Regions from separate parts of the Homo sapiens genome. Here region 1 is linked to region 2. A link is a contact called in ENCODE Hi-C data. All regions are on one chromosome and are shown on one strand. The core of a region is the stretch at or near the end of the contact, and the rest is flanking DNA. Distances in the headings are between cores, read along the strand shown. Region 1 has its middle 56 kb from the start of CDRT4. Region 2 overlaps TVP23C-CDRT4 (TVP23C-CDRT4 readthrough).

Region 1 (3,751 bases), core at 799-3,298, 91 kb before region 2:
GGCCATTTACTAAGACACACAGCACCTCTACCACCCTGCTCTGATGCACCGCCACGGCCATCCCGCAGACCTGTGCCAGACGGCAGCGCCGGTGCCTCTGCACCCGACCGCAGCTGAGAACGTGTGGCTGCCCGTATGATTCTGCTCAGTTCATGGTGTCTCCTCAGCCACTGTGTCCTGAGCCAAGAGATTTGAGTGTTTATGAAAACCAGCATTGTTTTCCCTCTTGGTCATGTAAGTCATGGGAAATTTTTGTGTGGTGATGCATAAATCCCAGAAAGTTTGGTTTAAAAAGTTCCCTAAAGTGTGGGTGGTTCCTCAAGTATGTCCAGATTTAGTGAATATCTTGAATCCGTAGAACAAGCCTGAGAGTTTCACCCAAATGCCATCTCCGTGAAGAGGCCCTCCAGATTCACGGACACCCTCATTAGTGAGTTCTGGCAGCTGGCCGTTAGATGTAGGACTTTTAAACTCAAATTTAAAATGAGTCTGCATGCCTGAGTGAGCAGAGTTGCTGGGAAATATTATGCTTCAAGGCAGTTCAGGCCAACTCTCCCACGATCTAAAATCCTTCTATTAAAAAAGTTATAATTCATCCCGAATAAATTAGCTGTCCTCTTTGAGAAATCTTCCTTTAATGTTTTGCTTAATCCATCAACAATTATTTCATGAGCACCTGCGCATCCAGGCTTGGCAATGCCACGGATTCTAATTCCTTCTCCTATCCTCACTCCTCATCCTCATCAAGAAGAGGATTTGCCTCTGATCCTCCACCATGACTTGGGCAGCCACTGAAAATGATGCTTTAAATAAATGTGTTGATGTGGAAAGACGGCAGGGCTTATGAAGGAGTATGTATTTCATTCCATTTTCATAAATATGTAAATAGTATGTGTTTAATCCCACTTTTATAAATATATATTCTTGGGCAGATTAATATATATTCATGTGTATATTTCAATAAAACAAAATCTAAAAGGATATATACCAAGGTGTTAGCAGTGATGATCTCTAAGTAGTGGAATTAATTTTCTTTTCTTTTAGCTTCTCTGTGCATTTTTTCTAAAGGAAACACATATTATATGTTAAATCAAAAACGGAAAATGTTGTAAAGGAAACAGTGGCATTGAGAGAAGATGGTAGTTAAGTTTGGTAGCCATTTAAAGAGGTTTACGGCTGGGTGGAGTGGCTCATGCCTGTAATCCTAGCACTTTTGGGAGGCTGAGGCAGGAGGATCACTTGAGTTCGAGACCACCCTGGTCAACACATCAAGACCCCGTCTCGACCAAAAAAAAAAAAAAAATAGCTGCACATGGTGGTGCATGCCTGTAGTCACAGCTACTCGGGAGGCTAGGGTGGGAAGATCACTTGAGCTTGGGAGGTCGAGGCTGCTGTGAGCCGTGATCACGCCACTGCACTCCAGCCTGGGTGACAGAGCGAAATATTGTCTAAAATAATATAAATAAATAAAAATAAAGAGGTTTATATGTTTCTGGTTGGGGAACTCAAAGTTTTTTCTGAGACTAAAGCCTTCTGTACAGGAACATTTTAGGCCTAAACAAAGAGAAAAGGTAAAGTTTATATTTTTCCTATGTGACCGGGACTAAAAAACATACATACATAAATATAATTTTATATTTTTAAAATGATGCCTTTGCAACCTCCTCCTTAAAATGAGGAAGGAATCTTCTCTAGTCTGGTCCAGCTGATTCCTGGCGCTGCCTTTGTTGTTCTTACTGAAACAAAGGCTGCAGAAGAGACTAGAAAAAGCAAAGAGAAGCTAAATTGATCTGCATACGGAAGAGCATAACGCTAGCAAAAACGGGGGAAATACACAAAATGGGGAAGGAAGTGGACAGAGCTGGAACAGAGAAGGGGAGGGAAAGTAGGGCAGAAGAGGTGCAGCTGGGATTTTAGGGGGGAAAAGAAGTAGAGAGGAGAGAGAGAGAGAGAGAAGGCATTGAGCAATTGCTCTGTCTTGTGGCCTTTGGAGCAGGAGGAGAGAAGGGAAGTGGAAGAAGTGGAGACCTCATTCATCAAAAGAAACTGTAGCAGAGCACGCACTTTGCCTCCTCCTCCAGAAAACCTTCAGTGAAGACAGGCATTGCTCTTGAGGGTTGGGGCTCTGGTTTGTACCTCTGGGGATGGATTAGCTGAGATGAGACTTACAGCTGAAGCAAGAAGGCCCAAATTTAGTTGGATCTGAAATTTTGTTTTGCAAAATTGGAAATCCAGTCAGCTGAGAACTCCCTAGGACTCCACCTCATCTGGCAAGATCAGGAGACAGCCCCACCCTGTCTTTGCTGAGCAGTGAAGGGCAGTCAGATGGGCCATTGGGATGGGCCCTAATCCAGTGTGATTCTACTAAATCTGGGCCTTCTTGCTTCAGCTGAAAATCTCATCTCAACTAATCCATCCCCGGAGACAAAAACCAGAGGCCCAGCCCTCAAGAGCAATGTCGTTCTTCACTGGTTTTCTGCAGCCCCTTTCCAGGGACTCCACCATCTCATCGTGAGCCCCAGCAACAGTATTTCCACGTCACTGGCATCCTGGGTGCCGGTCCAGGGTACCCATCTGGATTAGTTTCCTAAGGCTGCTGTAAAACTGACACAAGCTGGCTGGCTTTAACAACAGAAATTGGCTGTGTCACAATTCTGGAGGCTGGAAGTCCAAGATCAAGATGCTGGCAGGGCAGGTCCTTTCTAAGGACTGTGGGAAGGAGCTGTTCCGGGCCCCTGTCCGGGCGTATGGATCCATCTTCATCACGGCATGGCCTTCTCCCTGTATGTCTGTCTCTGTGTCCAAATTTCCCCTTTGTTTGAAACCAGTCACACTGGATTAAGGCCCACCCCAATGACCTCACTTTAACTTGATCACATTTATAGAGACCCTATCTCCAAATGAAGTCACCTTCTGAGGTACTGGGGGTTCGGACTTCCACGTGCCAATCTGGGGTGGAGGAGACACAATTCCACCACCATGCGCACTGACAGCCCCATGGCCGGCGCACACCCTTGGTGCCAGCCCCAGAGTGACTGGCGGTCACTCTGGGGGCCCCTCCCTTTTCTTTCACACGTGCTCACTTTGCAGCTGTCCAGGCCATTCTGCCCTCATCTGAGGAATTTGCAGAAATTCCCCAGAACTCAGGCTTGGTGATTTCACCCTTCCCTGTTTTCAGCCAGCACAGAGTTTTGTCCTAGGCTTCTGTTTCTCTGCTGAATTCAGTAGGGATTGAGGAGGGAGCAGAGACTCATGGGTGGGTTCAAACCCCTTCCTTGAAGCTGATGTTGCTTTAAATCTGCTTCCCTGGAGGGCCACAAGTGGGCCAGGACGCTGTGTATGGTCCTGCAGACAGCTTCCTGCTCCTGCCCCGTCCTGCCCTTGGACAGAATTGGGCCGTGGACTCATTTTCTTAGGGGACTCCTCCAACCCTCATGGGGACACATCTGCTCCTTAAAGCGTGGGTTCTCTGCTACAGATTCTGAGGGAACGGTCTGTAGCTGGAGAGACTGAGGAATGAAAGGTACATTCAGGCCATGCAGAGTCACTTAGCTGAAGGGTGGGGCGGAGATGGACAGCTGGACAAAGGGGCACAGAGAGGTTCGGCCTGAGGAAAGTTGAGAGGAGGGACTGCATTATCATGGAAGGACATGCTGCTTTGATCCGGATGAAGGAGCTCCCATGTCTTCTAGCCATTTAGGTGCAGCAAAAGATTTGCATTAAAACCCAAGTTACTGGAGTGAAATACTGA
Region 2 (3,327 bases), core at 419-2,918:
GCCACAATTATTAATTTTTAAACCTGGTGAGAGATGCAAAAGATGTCTGCCCTTAAGGAATTTATAACTTGTTGAACCTAGAATACATATTTCCCTTCTTAGAACAAAAATCAAGCATCTTCTAATAAAAGTGGGAAGGTACAGGATGTAGCTAAAGCATTTCTGTCAGGGTTTTCCCACTGTCCCTTCCTGTTCATCACTGTCCCTTCCTGTTGACTCATTTCAACTTGGGATTCACTATGACCACTAGATCCTTTTCCTCTCTATTTCTCTTTAAGTCCATTCTAACCACCTGGACATTATTTAATCCCAAATTCACAATGCCCACCTTCCCAATCTTTAACTGACTTGGTGAGCTATTAACAAGAGTTCTATTTGACCCAACGACTCACGGAGGAAAGAAGAGAACTTCACATTTGTGGGACTGGCCACAATATGCACTCAGGAGCTGTAGGACTAATGGCCACTCCTCAGAGAGTCCTTGGGGTAAGTGAGGCATAACAGAGAGGCTAACTATAGTAAGTAAGTGGGCTGAGCCTGGCCTGGTTGCTCTCAGCCTTTTCCGCCACTCATTTCCATCAAAAGACTGCCTTTAGGAGCAACGGAGGTTAATGAAGCTGTCCACAATGGGGCAGCCAGCGGTAGTGCGACTGAAGTGGAAATCATGTGAGTTAGGTGAAAAAGTACAAACTGGCCTGATTCAGGGAGCTGCCACCCAGCTGGAGAACAGGTGTTACCTCTCAGTGGGCAGAGCTGCACAAGGCCAGATCCTCTCCCTTCTTAGTCACGAAGGTGCCCTCTGGCTCCAAGGGGAGGAGAGGGAACCAGACCTCACTCCCCAGGCCTCAGACCCCCCATCTCTCTCCATGTCCTTCCCGCTGTGACCTCCTTCAACGGTATAATCACTCAGCCTGTTAGGCACTAAGTAGTAAAACTGGTCAACCTTTAAAACCACTTTTCATTACGAAGGCCCAAAAAAAGATAAAAGATGAAATTTAATGGGGGGTGGGGGGGCACAAGAGGGTGATTGAAAAAAACACAGATAATTTCTGGAATTGGATCTGTTAAGCCTTACACATTAGTCCCCGCCCTCGGAAGTAAGGGCCTGTCATTCTGTAAAGGGACGCAGCCACACGCAGAGAAGGTGGAGGTCTCCACCCCTTCCCTCTTCGTCCTCGCCTAGGAGGGACCGTGGTGCCAGTAAAACAGGGACTGGCTGGCCCAGAGCCTTGGGGATCCCCTCCTTTGTCTGGAACCCTCTGGCTCACCGCATCCTTCCTCGGGGCCGCATGGCCCTGCCCCACAAAGCAGGCGTGCTGGGGGCTGCTTGGCCAGGAAAGCGGACGCTTGCAGGGACCACGCTGCTGCCTCTCTTCTGCCCTTTTCCCCTTAGTTTTACAAGTTCCCTGTTCGTTCGTTCTTTCTCTCTCTCCTCTCTCTCTCTTTCTCTCTCCTCTCTCCCGTCTCTTTCTCTCCTTCTCCGTCACTCTCTTCCCTCCCTCTCTCCTCTCTCCTCTCTCTCCTCTCTCTCTCTCTCTCTCTCTCCTGCGAGGAGCTTCAGATTTGTGGGTTGTTTTTAATGCATTCCGGATGCCAGATGAAATTTTGGCCCGGGCTCACCAGTTCCTCTGCTATTGGGACTCTCCCCACCTCCCCTCCAGGCCCAAAGCCGCAAGGAGAGAAATAGGCGGGCGGGCGCCATCTGTTGGCAGTTGCCTGGAGCCGCACGAAGAGGTGGAGAACTAAGGCGGGGCGCAGGTTTCCAGTAAAGAGCTCGATCCGTGATCCTCGTGAAAGAATTAATGTCTACCTGATGAAACTTCCTCGAGGGATGGCCCGGGCAGCGGCTCACGCCTGTTATCCCAGCGCTTTGGAAGGCGGAAGCGGGAGGATCTCTTGAGCCCAAGACTTTCAGACCAGTCTGGGCAATGTGGCGAGACCGTCTCTACAAAAAATAAAATAAAAATAAATTAGCCAGGTGTAGTGGCGCGCCTGTGGTTCCAGCTACTTGACAGGCCGAGATGGGAGGATCGCTTCAGCCCAGGAAGTCGAAGCTGCAATGAGCTGTGACCACGCCACTGCACTCCAGCCTGGGCGACAGAGCAAGACCATGATATTTCAAGAAAAGTCCTTGAGGCAAAAGGTGACCTGCTTTAGAACGCCTCAGTGCTTAGACATGAACAGTGAAGGGGACTGAAGATTGTTGGAACACGGTGCAGAACCCTCTTAGTCTCGTTTTGTTGCCTTATTATGTTCTATTTCAACTTTCAAAAAAAATTGCTGGCATTAGCATGTCGAAAAATTGGTGACATTAGAATGTCAAATTCTTTGAAGGATGGGGATTTTTGCATTCAGTTTTGTGTTCACCAAAATAAGCTAGCAGGAGATTCTGTGCAAGTTGACTTATAAGTATATGGTTTGCTGAAATCTTATGAGGAGAGGGAAATGTAAAGTAAATGAAGTGGAAATAAGTGGTTGTTATGGTTAGGAAAAGGCCATCGTAAGGCTTCATGGCTAGCATGCAGGCCACCGAAGTTCTATCCCAAACAGAAGGAAGCTCTTGTAGGATGGTGAGTTATGGTAGGGTTCTAGGAGGAGTGGGTGTCAGCCTTTTGGGAGGGGGAATGGAAGGGCTGGGAAGGGTGGGAGGAAGTGAATGAAGTTCCAAAGCCAGGAAGCTAGGCACAACCCTGTGAGTAGTACCAATACCTAAGGATGGTTTCTCAGGGACACTCAGAAAAAAGAGCCCAGTCTCCTGAGAGCAAGCATGCAGCCCTATCCCCACATTTTCCCCTGAACATGGTCCTGTCCACCAAATCAGGCCTGAGGATCCTGAAACACCTCCAGGCCCTGGGCCCTCACCCACTAGACAGCCCAGGAACCAGGAGCCTAGGCCTGAATAATGGGAAGCTCTGGTACTGGGCTTTATATTCCTGCATTTTCAACAGGAACAAGACTATGATGTGTGGGGTTTCACACCCTTTCTCCCTCCCTTTTCCTCTCAGAGCCACCTTTGTCTTTGCCAATTTGTCCCTGGGGTTTGGTGACACAGAGGCAGTGGCCAGAAAAGAGAGGCAGAATTGAAGTCGTGGTCATGGGGCTTTTGCTTCTGGACAAGGCTAAGATTTACTTGGATATGAACATAAAAATAAGGAGTTGCTGGAAGAGAAGAGCTGCGCTTTGGATGGGTTTATTAAGAGTTGAGAGCGCGGAAGATGAGGCAGCTTTGGAAATCAGCTGCAGTAGCATGAAGGATACTGAGAATCATTTTAATAAAGACAATTTTTTTTTAAGAGACAGGGTCTCGTGCTTTGGCCCAGGCTAGAG

The links. Hi-C counts contacts between places; a loop is a spot of excess contacts on that map. Pooled maps may share reads with other maps.
Region 1: a map of gastrocnemius medialis shows a loop between it and region 2 (4-fold over the local background). The contact joins two enhancer-like sites. A Hi-C loop is called at or near these places in 14 of 168 maps with a recorded cell type or tissue (CD8-positive, alpha-beta T cell, DLD1, astrocyte of the cerebellum and 9 more) and 9 of 50 pooled maps.

The regions. Positions count from the first base shown.
Region 1 is chr17:15,409,710-15,413,460 of GRCh38, forward strand. No RefSeq gene overlaps it. Among named protein-coding and RNA genes, the nearest start is that of CDRT4, 56 kb to the right of the region's middle. RefSeq lists an enhancer at 53-553. Within about 2 kb of position 2,049, at least 10 of the 41 ENCODE cell types and tissues checked have a DNase peak (open chromatin) inside an H3K27ac peak, as active enhancers do; they include gastrocnemius medialis and psoas muscle, where a contact is called at or near this core.
Region 2 is chr17:15,501,288-15,504,614 of GRCh38, forward strand. The region is part of intron 4 of TVP23C-CDRT4 (TVP23C-CDRT4 readthrough); the gene reads right to left. It also overlaps a transcript of TVP23C not described here. Among named protein-coding and RNA genes, the nearest start is that of CDRT3, 32 kb to the left of the region's middle. Within about 2 kb of position 1,669, at least 19 of the 41 ENCODE cell types and tissues checked have a DNase peak (open chromatin) inside an H3K27ac peak, as active enhancers do; they include gastrocnemius medialis and psoas muscle, where a contact is called at or near this core.